Linked DNA regions of Homo sapiens: region 2 is linked to region 1. A link is an interaction called in ENCODE POLR2A ChIA-PET data of the cell type or tissue named here. Cell type or tissue: Panc1. All regions are shown on one strand. Each heading gives the region's core, and the rest is flanking DNA. Links, peaks and the distances in the headings are about the cores only.

Region 1 (2,916 bases), core at 196-2,695:
AAAGAAAAGAAAATATATGTGTATATACGGTTAAAAAAAGACCAGAAAAAAGCAAATTATTATGAGTGAAGATATTATGGGTGATTTGTGTTTTCTTTTTTAAACTAGCCTGTATTTTTTTCAAATTTTCTACAAATGAGTCTGTATGATTTTTATAGTCAGAAAAAGCAGTAAATGTAGAAATGTCTCCACACACACCCTACATTGCACCAAAAAAGACTTATTTGTCACAGTTGTAGGCAAAAAATGGTTTACGTTAGGGTTGAATTTGCCAATTATCATAATGGGCAAATGGGTTCTGAATCCTCCAGCTTTCTGCACTGTATCGTGATTACGGCCGCTGGTGCCAGTACTGGTGTGTGAGCTCCAGCACGGCCCATCTGCTGCTCAGGCTTGCTTGGCGGACACAGATTTATTTCATTTAGTTTGGTAATTTGGCAACAGTTTCTCTTTTCTCATTATCCTAGCTGGGATTCAGTACCAGTGTTACTCATTTTGTTTGCCAGTTTGTTGTTTTCTTTTGTTCCATTTTGTGAAGATGAAGAAGCCAACAACAGGAATTCTGTCTTCCGAAAATGCAGTGCTTGTCCTTTCGGGATCTTGGGCATGCCTTGCTAAAGTGCTCTCTATTTTTGACACTTGCAAGCCATTTCAATTGTTTGGATAAATAGAAAGCTTCATGGTGTATTTTTCAAAGAGCTTAGCATTCCTTTCCTCTCCCCACTCCACCAAGGAAGATTTGGAAATTGTTCCAAATAGAAATTATAAACATTAGCCTGGAGCTGTGCTGTCTCTGTCTGGTTTTGATGCTTTTTTTGTTTTAACTAAAGGCTCATGTTGTTTGTTTAATCTTCATCAGTACTGCAAAAACACATGGTATAAGACTTAACTCTGCCCCAAGCACCCTACACATAAGAAGGGATTTTCATCTGAATTAGTTTGTATTTCAAAGAGCACTGGGATAGCCAGATTGCTAAGAATTTGCTCAAGTAAAACTTTAGAACTATTGGAATCTTAGAGATGTCTTGAATGGATTTGTTAGGATAGGATGGCTGCTGCCTGAGAATCCTCTTTGAACCTGACACTATTTTTTTTTTTTTTGAGGAGACATTCTTTGTAATACTTTGTGCTACTTTTCTCTCTAGGTTACCCTGAAGAGACTTACCCAATTTATGACCTTTCAGACTGTATCAAGCGTAGGCAAGAAACAATCTTGGTGGATTACCCTGACCCAAAAGAACTTTCTGCTGAAGAAATAGCTGAAAGAATGGGAATGATAGAAGAGGAAGAATCAGATCATTTGGGTTGGGAAAGTCTGCCCACTGACCCCAGAGCCCAGGAAGATAATTCTGTTACCTCGTGTGATCCAAAGCCAGAAACATGTTCCTGCTGTTTTCATGAAGACGAGGATCCTGCTGTCTTGGCAGAGAATGCTGGATTCAGTGCAGATAGCTACCCTGAGCAAGAGGAAACCACCAAAGAAGAGTGGTCCCAAGACTTTAAAGATGAAGGGTTGGGCATCAGCACCGATAAAGCATATACAGGCAGCATGCTGAGGAAGCGTAACCCCCAGGGTTTAGAGTGAAAACAGCCAGTCTGAAGTATCCATTACTCAAGTCCCAAGGTGACCTCTCTCTCCTCAGATTTCCTTCTTGGCCCTGTGCCCTGCACTTTCTTCACTGTGTTCAAGTGTCATAGCTATCAGGCCACTATCATGGATATCATGTATCCTTCCTGGTGCTCACACACCTGTCACCTTGTAAAACACGGACATTAGTGTGAACACAGGACAGCTTCGCTCTTTCTCTTCCTGCCTTTCCTCTATCAGAGAAGTTGATCCATTAAGTAATTATGTTTGGTCTATTGTAATTACAGATGGGACCACTCAGGGGCAAAGGTCTGACTCTTCCTGGTAGGTGTAACAGATAGTTCACCTGTGAACGAACATCAGCTTACAGATGATGAGGACTTAAGGTTGCAAGAATGAAGATTTCAGACTCCAAGATCCCTTATTCTTTGGGCCTTGAGCAGGTTAGTAGTCCCCTGGTGAGAAGAGAACATTTTGTTTGTGGGGCTAATGGGCCCAGAGGAGGGTAAGACTCTGCTGTCTAAGCTGAAGCCTCTTCCTCGCAGCGAGGGTCTTCCTAGGAACATTGATGCTGCCTCAGACATCCTCTTTTCTCCAGAGTAGGGAAGACTCCCACTGATCTGAGAATGAGCCCAGAGGCTTGTTTGGGGACTGTTTTACTCTGATACTACCTGGATATCTAGCTTCCTTTACCCCTGTTCTGCTTAACAGAACTGCCAAGCCCAGAAGTACCTTTGCACTCCTGGTTTTCAGTGGACAGAGGAAGCTTTAGATAGAGACTTTAGACCCTGCCCTGCAGAGTCAAGACTTGAGGCCATTGAAGCTGCAGGAAGCCCTGCCCAGGGATGGTCCTGCCATGAGGAGGCTGCAACCCTATAAGAGGGCTCAAGATTGTGAATTCTGCTCCTGCCATGAGGAGCTCAGAAGGCCAGGAAGCCAGCAATAGGGGAGAGAATCTGTGTGCTTATGGACAGTCCTTACCTAAAGCTGTTTCTGAATGTTGCACCCTTTGAGAAATTTCTTCTCAGAACCATAAATTGAAACAAATGAGGACTGATCTTGTATACAAAGTGCCAACTCAAGAGGGAAGTTGGAGTATGTCTGTTGCAGAGAACCAATATAGCAGTGCCCAGGGGTAGAGACCATGTGTTCCATACTCGGATATTTGGGTCTTTTTGAGAGAGCTGGGGAAAGTAGCAGCAACTAGATTAAGACTGGGAGGATTTTGACCAAACTAAAGGCCTTTTCTCCTTACTGCATCTGACGTGTGTCTTCTTGAGACAAGATAGCACCCATGAATTACATCATGAGGTATGTGTGAATTCAGT
Region 2 (2,916 bases), core at 320-2,819, 130 kb after region 1:
GCTGAAATTAGTATAGCTACATCATAGTCACGTGTAGTGGTGTGTACCTGTAGACCCAGCTACTCACAGGCTGAGGTGGAAGGAGGGCTTGAGCCTAGGTGTTTGAGGCTGCAGTGAGCTATGATTGCACCACTGCACTCCAGCCTGGGCAACAGGGTTACCCTGTCTTGAAAAATAAATAAAAATAGACTGGTTATATTTCAGGACTATACATTCTTCCTAAAATGTGAATTTCCTCTTTTGTCTGGTTCTAAAGTGGAATAAATGATCCATTTCTTTGTTTGTTATCCTTACTAAACTCTACATCTTTTCAGGCATGGATCACGTTGTTTTCATATTTGACCTTCTAGTACCTACCTCATAGTTTATTTATTTAAAAGTAAATAAATAAAAATATATATAGCTACACTAGATTTCCCTTGATTAGCATTTTCTCACATATATTTTCCTCATATTTTTTTTTACTTTCAACCATTCCATATCTTTATGCTTGAGGTGTAACTCTTATAAACACATATAGCTAAATATTTAAACAATTTGATCTGTTTCTCTCTTTGCATTGGCAAGTCTAGTCCATTAGCATTTTCTATGTTGAGTATTTGGACTAATTTCTTACATTTAATTTTTGATTTTTATTTGGTTCACTTTTCTGTGTTCTTTTTAATTTTTAATTTTTGTATTTTTAGTGGAGATGTGGTTTCACCATGTTGTCCAGGCTGGTCTCAAACTCCTGACCTCAAGTGATCCACCCAACTTGGCCTCCCAAAATGCTGGGATTACAGATGTGAGCCACTGTGCCCAGCCCCTGTGTTGTCTCCATTCCTTATATTTGGCCTTTAAATGGGGTTATTGATTGATTGCATGTTCTTATTTTTCCTGTTTCTCTACTACTTAGGAAGCACATATTCCAATTTTAGTGTTTTAATTATAGCTCTTGATTTTATCATGCATTTTTTTCATATTTGTTAATCTATCAAAACAAACTATTCCTTTGCCCACATATTCATGTTTCACAGTTCAGGAACGTAGGCCAGTGACAAACTTCCATGGAACACAATCCCCAGAAATTCTTTACATTCCAATATCACTTTGCATTCCAAAAGATACCAACCTTTTTCATCTCTTCAAAATCATTTGTAGAATTATAATTTCTGCAGAAATCTATATATGCCTTATTTCATGGTTTAGCCACAACAAACTTATAGATAGTTGCAACTCCTAGGACACAACAAATGCTGCAACAGTATGAAATGGCAGATGCTTGGCCAAAAGGCCAAAAACCTTGAGGTTTCATCAAGGCACTGGAAGCTATGATAGTCATGGTATTGCATCATCCTCTGCAAGTTCCTTCCAGATGGACAGAGAAATAGGCATTGCTATTGCACCAGCTGCATGCAGGTGCAGAAGTTATTATGCATTTTTAATGCATTAACTCTGTTTAAAGAACGGCACCGATGATGTTAAAAGGACTTTAAAATGCTTTCACTTTGGTATTTCCCGTTCTGATTTATACACTGTTGTTCATTATTTCCCGTGGGTGGAGGAACTAGCCACATGATGTAAACACTATTAGTATTATATTTATAAGGCTAACACCCAGTATGTTTCAATTTGCTTACCTGTTTACCACTTTCTCTGTACACTATTTCTTCTTGTCTTTCTAGGACAAGACTTTATTCTAAGACCTTTTTTTTTTTTTTTTTTTTGAGATGGAGTCTCACTCTGTCACTAGGCTGGAGTGCAGTGGGGCGATCTTGGCTCACTGCAACCTCAGCCTCCTGGGTTCAAGCCATTCTCATGCCTCAGCCTCCTGAGTAGCTGGGACTACAGGTACACACCATGCCCAGCTAATTTTTTTTATTTTTTATTTTAGTAGAGACAGGGTTTCACCATGTTGACCAGGATGGTCTTGATCTCCTGACCTCATGATCCGCCCACCTCAGCCTCCCAAAGTGCTGGGATTACAGGCGTGAGCCACCATGCACAGCCTGTTCTAAGACTTTCTTCTGAAATCTTTTCACCTACTTGAAGTAAAGCTTTTTCTCTCTTTTTTTTTTAGAGCAGTTCCCTTGGTAGTCCACATTTTTAAAAACTGTGAAAGTGGTTTGCTTTCATTCATTCATTCATTTTTTTTTTTTTTTTAAGGGACAAGTTTTCGCTGTATTGCCTGGGCTCAAGGGAACCTCCCGCCCCAGCCTCCTGAGTAGCTGGAATTACATGCACATGCCACTGTGCCTGGCTTGATTTCATTTTTGAAAAACAGTTTTCCTGGATGTACAATTCTAAATTAGCAGTTATAATATCTTAGTACTTTCAAAACATTCTGCCATCTCTGGCTTCTTTTTTGCTTTGTTGTTTCTTTGTGGTCCTTTCTTTCTGGATGCTTCAAGATCTGTTTGTCTTTAGAGTCTGCTGTTCCATTGTGATGTATTTTAAGGTGGCTTTCTTTTTATGTATTCTGCTTGGGATAAATTGTTCTTCTTGGATCTATAGATTCGTGGTTTTGTTTTTTTTTTTTGGTTCGGGAAATTTACAGCCATTTGCTTTTTTTTTTTTTTTTTTGAGACAGAGTTTCTGTTGCCAGGCTGGAGTGCAGTGGTGTGATCTCAGCTCACTGCAACCTCTGCTCCCTGGGTTCAAGCAAGTCTCCCACCTCAGTCTCCTGAATAGCTGGGATTACAGACATGCACCACCATGCCTGGCTAATTTTTGTACTTTTAGTAGAGACAGGGTTTAGCCATGTTGGCCAAGCTGCTCTCGAACTCCTGACCTCGAGTGATCCACCTGCCTTGACCTCCCAGAGTGCTAGGATTACAGGCATCAGCCATTGCGCCCGGCCCATTTGCTCTTAATATTGCCTCTCCTGACCTTATTCTCCATGTCTCTTAAGCTTTCATATTTTCAATCTGCTATCCG

The links. ChIA-PET counts read pairs that join two places held together with the same protein. Peaks named below come from ENCODE experiments on the same cell type or tissue, not always from the same donor. Only the 100,000 strongest peaks of a DNase experiment are listed, where the experiment ranks them.
Region 2: POLR2A ChIA-PET joins it to region 1 with 13 read pairs; 2 of 35 experiments call an interaction of 5 or more read pairs at or near these places.

The regions. Positions count from the first base shown.
Region 1 is chr11:8,109,367-8,112,282 of GRCh38, reverse strand. It overlaps RIC3 (RIC3 acetylcholine receptor chaperone), which reads left to right. Exons shown (of 6, transcript NM_001206671.4): 6 at 1,146-2,916. The coding sequence ends at 1,585. Among named protein-coding and RNA genes, the nearest start is that of TUB, 30 kb to the right of the region's middle. In Panc1, for the core only: no CTCF peak of the experiment used is centred there; no DNase peak of the experiment used is centred there; H3K27me3 peaks cover 212 bases.
Region 2 is chr11:7,975,877-7,978,792 of GRCh38, reverse strand. It overlaps the pseudogene COX6CP5. Among named protein-coding and RNA genes, the nearest start is that of EIF3F, 10 kb to the left of the region's middle. In Panc1, for the core only: no CTCF peak of the experiment used is centred there; DNase peaks (open chromatin) are centred at 1,042 and 1,322; H3K4me3 peaks cover 392 bases; H3K27ac peaks cover 2,099 bases.